Linked DNA regions of Homo sapiens: region 2 is linked to region 1. A link is an interaction called in ENCODE POLR2A ChIA-PET data of the cell type or tissue named here. Cell type or tissue: OCI-LY7. All regions are shown on one strand. Links, peaks and the distances in the headings refer to the core of each region. The heading gives the core; the rest is flanking DNA. Region 1 has its middle 84 kb from the start of ASF1A. Region 2 has its middle 130 kb from the start of PLN.

Region 1 (5,384 bases), core at 192-5,191:
ATGGGGAGAAGGCAGGACACATGGTGCAGACTGCAGCAGAGGTGATGTGTGGCAGTGGGAAGTGGATGAAGAGCAGGGCAAAGTGAAGTTCCTTGTAGGTAATATTTTCCTCTCACTTTATGAATTAACATAGGTGTCACATCACTGGCTAGTAATGTAACTTTGATCAAGCTATTTAGTGTCTCTAAGATGCAATTACCTAATCTGTAAAATGAGGATAATGTTACCTATGCCATAGATTGTTGTGAGGATTAAATGAGTTAATACTTGAAAAATGCTAGGCGAATAACTAGCACATAGCAAACAACCAAAATAGATAACTTTTACCCTTTATGAATAGATATTATTTTCAATGGAGCAATAAGGAGGGAAGGAGTTAAGAAACATATGTTCCAGAACTTCATCTTCTTTCAAGTAAAAAGACATTTTTAGAAAAATCATTTAAACATTGGAGCTTTTCTCTCATTTGTAAAATAGGGTATCACCTGATCTATAAATAGTACTAGTTGTGTGAATATTAATGTTGTCATATATTAAATATGTCTTGAAAACCTTAAGTACTAATCTTATGATGATTGATATTACTGTTATGTTGTAACTAAAATTTCACTGGGGGCAAATAAGTACTTAAAATCAAAATTTCATTGCTTTTGTAACCTTTATGAAGAAGTAATGATTAGTGGGAAGAAAAACAACTGGACAGTGTCTGGCAGGGACCTTTTCATTCAGGATGGATCACGTTGTACAATTTTCTTTCCACTGTTACTAGTTCTTAGGGGCAAAGTCTACAAACAAGGGAGTCTCTCCAGGGATGTACTGTGCCCCAGGCTACAGCATCATTCCCCCATTCACAGAGTCCCCTCAAAGGCAGCAAGATCCCTCAAAATAGCTTTAATTCTCCTGCTGAAAAAGCAACTTCATTTCCCAGAGTGATTAAATAAGATCATTAGAGGTCAAAATTGCATTACTCCTCAGTTTAAAATTATTCTTGACTATCATTCCTCTACAATTTTAAACAGGATTAAAGCAGGCCTAAGACACTTTCGCATTTTCCTCTCCTCATATTGGATCTAGTCCCTGTTTTATTGGCAATTGTAAAGTTGAAAATCTGGAAAATAATATATGTATCTCTTAACCACAGAGATTATTCCTAAACATATTTCAGAGTAATACTCTTTACATACTCCCATCTACTTTGACTTTCATTTAAGTATTTTTAACAGCTATGCTGTAGTTATGGTGAGCAATATATACACAGGAAAACGGAAGTTTGATAACTAGTGACACAATAAGTAGCTCCCTCTGTGGCCTGTGGCCTAAGCTGCACTTCTCGTATAGCCAAAAGTGGTTTGCAATCCCTGTAAGGTACCTAGCTGCTATCAGGTCAGGAATTTACCTAGCTCCTTGGGAAAGATGACCCAAGTGCCTTAAAGCTCTCTTAATTCAGTAATTATAATAGAATCAATAGAAGTGGTATAATTATAGAACCTTAAACCAAAAGCTCCAGGGAGATAGAGATGCGGTAGACTGGCCAATCACTGCCTCCCACCCCACACTCTCTGAGACTGTCTCCACCCAGAGCTCAAGCAGCTGTGTCTATACCAGGTGGCCACTCTCCTCATCCTCTACTCCCTTTCAAGCCAAGATGAACCCACCAAGAATCTGAACTAAAAAGCTTGAATCAGAAAGATGTAGGTAGGGCATCATCTGGCAAGGTCAGAGAAAGTCACAGCTGGAGCCAGGCCCCAAAGTAGTTCAAAAGCCAGAGGGTAGCTGGAGCAGATAAGCCTTGAGTGAGCACAGAACGTGGGGCTGCTGGGAGGAACAGGAAACTGGAGCACACTCATTGAGAGAGGCAACAACACGGGACCTTGAGGATCCAGGAGAGGCTGAGGGAACAGTTTCAGTCCTGACTTTCCAGTTCTGGGCCCATGTGGCCTGGTGAGACTTTGTTGCCTGTCCTTAATGAGACTCCCTGCTGTATCCCTACAGCAAACTTGCCTTTATTTCAGCTAGCTTCTGAGGGTTTCCTTTTCTGTAACTCAGCAATATGTAATAGATAGGCCTGATCCTCAGCCTTTATGGACAAGACCGCTGAAGACGGCGAAGCCACACTGTTGGCTAGTTCTAGAACCCAATTTGCCTTGTTCTTAGTTTTGTTCTATTACCCAGTCTATGTTGTTTTTTTTTTTAAATTTGAGACGGAGTCTCACTCTGTCATCCAGGCTGGAGAGCGGTGACACAATCTCAGCTCAGTGCAACCTCCACCTACCGGGTTCAAGCGATTTTCCTGCCTCAGCCTCCCAAGTAGCTGGGTCTACAGAAGCGTACCACCTCACCCCACTAATTATTGTATTTTTAGTAGAGGCGGGGTTTCACTATATTGGCCAGGCTGGTGTTGAACTCCTGACCTCAAGTAATCTGCCCACCTCGCACTCTATGTATTATTGAGCACTGAAAAAGTTAGATCTCAAAATAGTAAGCAATATTCCAGCATTGGTTTTGCTTATCATGAAAACTGTAAGTTAAACCAAGTTTGTTCCCACATAAAAACACACCTGATACAAATGCTTGCTTTCTGTCGGTTCACCTCTACCAAGGAATTGCAATTCCAACTAAACATAAAGAAGAGTGGCCTAAAAATAATTTGCATTCACAAGATATAGAAATTACTCATTTCTCGGTAAGTCCTGGCCCAGTATGTATATCCCATTTCCTCCCTTAAACTGTATCTTGCACCGGACTATTCACAGACACAATTTTTTAAAATTTAGTTTAATATCTGTCAAGTTCACTTTTATTACAAATATTACCCTTAGATGCATTTTCAAGCCTTTAAGGAAGAGATGTGGCAGTGGAACAGATACAAGAACTACTGAGTGTGTCATAAGGGGCGGTTGCCACCACTTCCTGTGCATGTCCTCTGAGTGACAGTGAAGAGGATGTGTGTGGGTAATGGCTCCCCGTATACCTGGGGGGCTATGTCACATGCAAGACAGAACACTGACAGGAACACCCCAATTGGAGTGGGTACTAATGTGAGCCAGGGCGCTTTTATCTTTCTTGAATGTTAATAAGGAAAGCAAGCTCAGAGGATGGTTTTGAACACTGAGGAAGAAGCACTGGCTTAGCTTCCTACATTGTGATGTTAATAGGTTTGGAAACTGGTTGTTTGGTAAGTTGCATCTGAAAGGTTCACCAGGTCCCAGGAAGTCTCTAGTGACCTAGAATTCAAGGTTGGATAGTTTCTGAACTCCTAAATATTGTGAACTGGCTAAAGGCAAGCTCTCTGAGTTAACCTAGGATTTTCTCTAGCATTCCACCCGTTAAGCAGAAGGTTTAGCACATGGAGAAGGAACAGAAATCAAGTATGCCTACAGAATGTGTAAGTTTGTTAGAATTAAAATTTGTCAACCAAGAATAAATGTTTAATGTTTTGGTATACCTTCAAAAAAGTTTAAAATTTGCATTAAGCCACAGAGTTAAAGATATCAGAATAATATGTTTGTTTTGCTCATATTTCTATAAGACACCAAAAATTACAATAAAATTCCTATTATACATTTTAGAATACTACATATGCACTGAAGATTAATCTTTTACAGTATCAGAAAATTCCATTATCTCATATAGTTACAATAGAATTTAAATTCTGGTTTAGCCCTCTCACAGATAAAATTAAGTATAGTTTTTATTGTGTTTAGATAATTTTACATTATTAAAATGTTTTCAAGAAGTACACTGGGACTGAAATCAAAATATTTTGGCAACTTGATTCAGAATTAAAGGTTTTTTGTTTGTTTGTTTGTGAGACAGGGTCTTACTCTGTCACCCAGGCTGGAGTGCAGTGGCATGATCTTGGCTCACTGCAACCTCCGCCTCCCAGGTTCAAGTGATTCTCCTGCCTCAGCCTCCCGAGTAGCTGGGATTACAGGCGCCTACCACCACACCCAGCTAATTTTTGTATTTTTAGTAGAGACGGGGTTTCACCATGTTGGCCAGACTGGTCTTGAACTCCTTACCTCAAGTGATCCACCCACCTCAGCTTCCCAAACTGCAGGGATTACAGGTGTGAGCCACCGCACCCGGCCAAAGGTTATTTTTTACACCTCTCTTTATTGAACAGAAATGTGACCTGTGAGACTGTTCATATTCCCCCAAGACAATCCATGTGCTTCCTTGATACACACATTAAAGACCATACAAGAGAAAGTTTTAGTCATCATGAAATCACGTCTATAACAAAAGTAGGACACAGCAGGATAAAACATGACCTCAGGACATCAAAACACTTTCCAGCTCTGAACCTACTAAACTTGACCCAACAGCAGTGGAAGAACTTTTGCCCATTAGTGACTCTCCTGAACAGGTGACCCTGAGGCCTAGAGTTTGGTCTCTAACACTACTGACCTTCAAAGGAAACAGAGTACCTTGGGGATAGCTGACTCCATGACATGGAGCATGAAGAAATCAAAATGGGTATGGAACATCCTGTTGTTTTCGGATAGCATGGATGCTTTTATAGAAGCATCAGAATGATGAAAGGACATTCAGGTCAACATAAAGGGACTCTGACCAAGCTGTGAGACTGAGCATTAAATATAAGCACAATGAGGCAGTTATAACACATAACAGTCTGTGATAGAAGTTTAACATTTTAGTAAGAAGGATGTTTATACAGGTTGAATATCCCTAATCGAAAAATCCCAAATCCAAAACTTTGTGAGTACTGACATGATGCTCAAAGGAAATGCTCACTGGGGCATTCTGGATTTTGGATTTTCAGATTTGGGATGCTCAACCAGTAAGTATAGGTATAGTGCAAATATTCCAAAATCCAAAAAAATCCAAAATCCAAAACATTTCCAGGCCTAACCATTTCAGATAAGGGATATTCAATATGTATTGGGTATTTTATTTCTTCTAATAATTATGTCTGTTTAAAATATTTAGGTATGTAGTTATTTCTATCTGGGTAAGTACCAAAGAATAAACATATGGAAGTGGTAATTTGGCCAAATCTTGACAGAAGGTACTAAAATGGAAAGTGGATTGATTAGCACAAAATAATAGGATGCATGGTGGGCACAAATTATAACCAGGTAGAAGGTGGCATTGGCAGTCATACACAATGACCAAGGAAGAAAGACAATTCAACATGTAATTTAAAATATGAATTACTCAGTGTCCTAAAGAGACAAGGTAACTATGAAAATTAAATCTCTCATTACTAAAAATGAAACCTCTAAAACCAAAAGTCCCAATAAAGAATACAAATATTTTAAATAACATAACAGATCAAAATACCCTAATGACATGCCAATAGGTTAGGTACTGTCAGCCATGCAAAACCTAATACATAATTACTGCAAAAGATACCAAGT
Region 2 (5,384 bases), core at 157-5,156, 390 kb before region 1:
CCAGGGTCCTAAGACTCATCACTCCCTCTAAGCATCTGGCCAAGTGTATGCACTCAAATATGCAAGCCAAGTAGAAAACAAGTGTCATTTTTTCATATCTGTGAAAGTCCCCTACGAACTCCAAAGGCAACCCTTATTCATTGAAAATTAGCTATTGCCCAACCAACCCAACCCCTAAAAAATGTGGCCTGTTAGGCAAGTTTGCCCTGAAGTTGGCATCATGCAAAAATATGTCATTTAGGGGACAATTAGAGTCTCTGATAATTTTTACAAAGCTAATGTGCTTCTGCAAGAACTGTTCATGTGGTATTAAAAGTCAGTGAACACTTTTAACTTTTATTTGCATTCCATTTTTATACTTACCAGAAAGAAAAAAGTGCAGAAAACACTCTCCCTATATCAAACTACAAATTCCAGCTCAGTTCAAGAAACTAAGAGTAGGGACCCTGCCTTCTAACTGATGCATAAAAGAGTGGAGGTGCTGCTTTTTAAAAAGGAGGCTAATAATAAAGCAAGAACAGCCAGTAACAGTCCTGGGCAGGGAAGAAATCAGCCAAACTCTTGCCAAAAATTATTGTATTAAATGCTAAATCCTACTTTAAGGTAGCAACCAAAATTTAATCTTTTCAAATGTTTCCCTTTATGAGTAGAGCCTCCTACTATTTTCTAAGAGGCGGAAGCACTGCTCTTTGCAAAGTGATTGACTTTTTTGACAGGAGCCAGAATTTAAAACTGGCATTGAAACTCAGAAAATCTGAAACCAGGAAGAAGAAAGAAACAATTGTTTATTGTATGCTCCATACACATTTTCAGTATATTGATGCCATGTTTGCCAGAGAACAAATTTCCAAAGTCTGATTGCAGACCTCCTATCTCCTGACTTTTCACCTGCCTCTGTAAGTGTATGATGAGATGGTACTGGTGATTATTCGGAGCCATCACCAGGGGCTGCTTCCACTAAGAGCAGCCCAGTTAAGCAACACTTCCATGGTGTTTCTTATAGTGACCAATGGACCATATCCATCTACCCCAGGTCAATGAAATCCCTTGGCAAATGAGGCACTTATGTGGAATTTCACATGACTGGCCATATTCAGGCAGAGCCTTGACAAGGAGGATGTGGAAAAGATTCTAATTTGAGGGGAGAAAGTTGGGGCAGAGCTAGCCGGGGTGGCAGATGAGATGTTGTTTTTTAAATGTTCTAGAGATCAGAATAGGTGTGCGGGTTCAGAAGATCATTCAGGCATACCAAAATAATGGCACCTCCTCTTCACTGTGGAATGTTTTAAAATGACTGCTAAAATTGCCGGGCACAGTGGCTCATGCCTGTAATCCCAGCACTTTGGGAGGCCAAGGCAGGCAGATTACATGAGGCCAGGAGTTCGAGACCAGCCTGGCCAACATGGTGAAACCCCGTCTGTACTAAAAATACAAAAATTAGCCGGGTGTGGTGGTACGTGCCTGTAGTCCCAGCTACTCAGAAGACTGAGGCCCAAGAATCGCTTGAACCTGGGAAGCAGAGGTTGCAGTGAGTCAAGATTGTGCCACTGCACTCCAGCCTGGGTGGAGACAGAGTTAGACTCTGTCTCAAAAAAAAAAAAAAAAAAAAAAAAAGGAAAAAGAAAAGAAAAAAAGAAAAGATAAATAAATAAATAAATAAAACGACTAATAAAAATGAAAATATCTTCCCTTTAACATATTTTCAAAGCCTTCAGTAATAAAAAATATCTGCTTCTTTAGCCATTTCGCATGCTTAAAGAAAAACTTACAATGCCATTAGCATGGAAACTGTGAACTCTAAGCCGCCAAGTATTAAAAAACATATAAAAAGACGTTTAATCTTGAGATTTAACTCTGAATCCTCAGTCTTCCCAAAACATGCTCTAATGATCAGACATCCTAATGTGTTGATCATAGATCTGTAAAGAAGGTCATAGCCTCATAGAAACACATATCAGTTGTTTAAACTTAGGCATTAGATGAGAAAGAAATAATTGATAATTAAGGGAACGGAAGTTGAGGCTCGGCATGGGAATCCAGAAAGAAGTATCTACAACTGAAATAAAAGGTGAGAAATACAATATATTCTGGGAAAAACTTATGGCCATAGGACCTAGGATTATTCTATGACGCCTGTTCTCTTTGTTTTCTATTTATCCTTTATCACAAAGCTCCATATGCCCTACGCTCCAATTATATAAAATATAGCTTATTAAGTGTTCTACCCTAATACTCCTCCCACACCATTTCTTCCTTTAGCAGAGAACATTGTAGATAAAAGTCTTTTTAAAAATAAAATGTTTGCATAGACACAAAGGACATGATTTTTATCTTCACATTCCTTATGAAGACAAACCACAGTGGTCTTTGTTCCCTGTATCCTGAGAGCCTAGAACAGTGCCTGGCACATAGTTAAGTGTTTGTCTTAACCTTGAATCCCCAGAAAGCAAAGCTGAAGACAAGAGTTTTAAGTTCAACTACTTTGCCTGTGAATGAAATGCCAGGGAAGCAAAAGTGAGGATGAAGATAAGGGGTTATGAAGCAAGAGGGAGAACCATTCCTTAAGATGAATACCAAGGGCAAATATTTGCCCCATCTCAAGACATCATCTTCTGCTAAGCATAGAAACTGCACCTCAAGACTGTCCTCTGAGGGAAGAATTCATCCACTAGCCCCATTTCCCTTGTACTCCCTTGCCTTTTTGAGCTGTGTATGCATGGGTGCTGTACAGGGACCCCCAGAACCTCCTTCCTTGTGGTCAACAGAAAAGGAGCAAGTAGCTCAGTGTGGGATAGTTGCCCCTGGAGGAAGCTGGTAGGAGCACACACAGAGACAGGTGAGGAGGAGAGGACCTGCAGTGGTGCATAAAAGGAGTCTGATACAGCACTCAATAAATATTTGCTGAATGAATGTGTTTTTTTTTTTATAACGGTTCCAGTTATTGATTGAAGAGGGGTAAAAAGTCAGCAGTAACTCATCATCATAATCATCTGTAGTTTAGTGAAGAAAAGACACAGGTCGCCCTTTGAAAGAGCTTGTTACTTGGAATAATTTTAATATTTGCTGATTTTAAAAACATTTTTCCAATTGTCAGCTTGGCATAACTGGAACTGATTAGTGACAAAAAGTGATAGATGATGCACCTGTCCCTCACTTGAACTGAAGAAAAATTGTTCATAAAAGCATGGACATTTCCACAAGCATCATTAGTAACAAATATCTGCTGAGTTAGCTTTTATGCTCCTTCAAATTAGCCACTCTCTCACATACTGATCCTTCCCACATTGCAGCATCACTTTGTTACTACAACTCATCCTTTAAAGCTTAGCTGAAAAATCACTGCTACCAGGAAGCCTTCTCTCTCTCTCTCTCTCCCTCCCTCCCCTTCCTCTCTATTTCCAATTTGTGCTAGGTGCTTTCAAGTTACTCAGTTTTACTGCTATTATTGCATCTCTCACATTCTATTGTAACTGTGATTGTCTATCTCCCTCACTAAATTATCAACAGTGGTGGGACTGAGACATTTATCTTCCTAGCACCAGACACATAGCAGGCATCCTATGAATTTCAGCAGAACCAAAGAATGTGTAAGTCACTGAATCAGTGTTTGACAAAACTGCAAAGGATATTGGGAAATGAACAGTAGCTGATGTTTATCACTGGTTGGGTTAGGGAAATCTTAGAGGAGCTGGATGTGGGCTGGATGCAGAAGGAAGATGAGACTCATGGATTTGGGGAGAAGGAAAATTGCATTACAGTTGGGTTTCTGGCCATGAGACAGAAATGCACTTAACCTACCATAAAGCAGTGAATTATCTAGCTAGGCAGGGGCAGAAAGATCTGGAGCACTTCACAGAGAATAAAACTGAACAGGAAAGTCAGAGTGAGATTGTAGAGAGCATCAAATGTCAGGCTAAGCAGCTTTGCCTTTTTCTTCTATTTTATATTCTCAGAATTTTCAAAGCAGTAGGCAACATGACCAAGTGGAGTTTCAAATGGCTGGTAGATGTGTGGAAGAGTAATTAGAAAAGAGAAACCAATTACACAGAGAAGAAAAAAGCAATTCCCTTTGTCAAACTATGAGCCAAGGAAGTAAGACAAAGTTTGGCTTTAGAAAAAATAATTTGGGAGGATTTAAAGATTATACAAGTTCGGTGATTTCCTATTCTTTGTTTAGAGTTAACGTTCTCCAAGACGTAACCTGAACTCCATAATCTACCCTGATTTCTTCATCTCCTGCCAAACTGAACTGTTAGTGCATACATGACCTCTATTGCCTCATGTCTGGGAAAATCTTGGTGCCCGGAATACTCTCCCTTCTACCCATTTTCTTCTGTCAAAGCCTGAACTGCACTTTAATTCTCTTTTCTAAGCTATCTCATCCACAATAGAAAGTATATGTACATCACAATTAGAAGAACTAGAGAAGAAAGAGCAAATAAATTCAAAAGCTAGCGGAAGAAATAAATAACTAAGATCAGAGCAGAACTGAAGGAGATAGAGACATGGAAAACCCTTCAAAAAATCAATGAATCCAGGAGCTGGTTTTTTGAAAATATTAACAAAATAGCTAGGCCACTAGCCAGACTAATAAAGAAGAAAAAAGAGGTCACTTCCAAGATGGCCAAATAGGAACAGCTCCGGTCTACAACTCCCAGTGAAATTGACACAGAAGATGGGTGATCTCTGCATTTCCAACTGAGGTACCTGGTTCATCTCATTGGGACTGGTTGGACAGTGGGTGCATCCCAAGGAGGGTGAGCCAAAGCAGGGCAGGGCATCACTTCACCTGGGAAGTGCAAGGGGTTGGGAGATTTCCCTTTGCTAGCCAAAGGAAGCCATGAGTGACTGTACTTGGAGGAATGGTACACTCCTGCCCAAATACCATGCTTTTACCATGGTCTTCACAACTGGCAGACCAGGAGATTCCCTCCCATGCTTGGCTAGGCAGTTCACACGTCCATGGAGCCTTGCTCACTGCCAGCGCAGCAGACTGAGATTGACCTGGGATGCTGGAGCTTAGTGAGGGGAGGGGTATCCACCATTGCTGAGGCTTGAGTAGGCGGTTCTATGCTCACAGTGTAAACAAAGAGGCAGGGAAGCTTGAATTGGGTGGAGCCCACCGCAGCTCAGCAAGGCCTACTGCCTCTATAGATTCCACCTCTGGGGGCAGGGCATATCTGAACAAAAGGCAGCAGACAGCTTCTGCAGACTTAAATGTCCCTGCCTGACAGCTCTGAAGACAGCAGTGGTTCTCCCAGCATGGCTTTCGAGCTCTGATAACTGACAGAATCCCTCCTCAAATGGGTCCCTGACCCCAGTGTAGCCTGACTGGGAGACACCTGCCAGTAGGGGCTGACAAACACCTCATAGAGGTGGGTGCC

The links. ChIA-PET counts read pairs that join two places held together with the same protein. Peaks named below come from ENCODE experiments on the same cell type or tissue, not always from the same donor. Only the 100,000 strongest peaks of a DNase experiment are listed, where the experiment ranks them.
Region 2: POLR2A ChIA-PET joins it to region 1 with 5 read pairs; 2 of 35 experiments call an interaction of 5 or more read pairs at or near these places.

The regions. Positions count from the first base shown.
Region 1 is chr6:118,807,676-118,813,059 of GRCh38, forward strand. No RefSeq gene overlaps it. Among named protein-coding and RNA genes, the nearest start is that of ASF1A, 84 kb to the right of the region's middle. In OCI-LY7, for the core only: CTCF peaks have their summits at 1,334 and 1,537; DNase peaks (open chromatin) are centred at 1,296 and 2,936.
Region 2 is chr6:118,416,419-118,421,802 of GRCh38, forward strand. No RefSeq gene overlaps it. Among named protein-coding and RNA genes, the nearest start is that of PLN, 130 kb to the right of the region's middle. In OCI-LY7, for the core only: no CTCF peak of the experiment used is centred there; no DNase peak of the experiment used is centred there.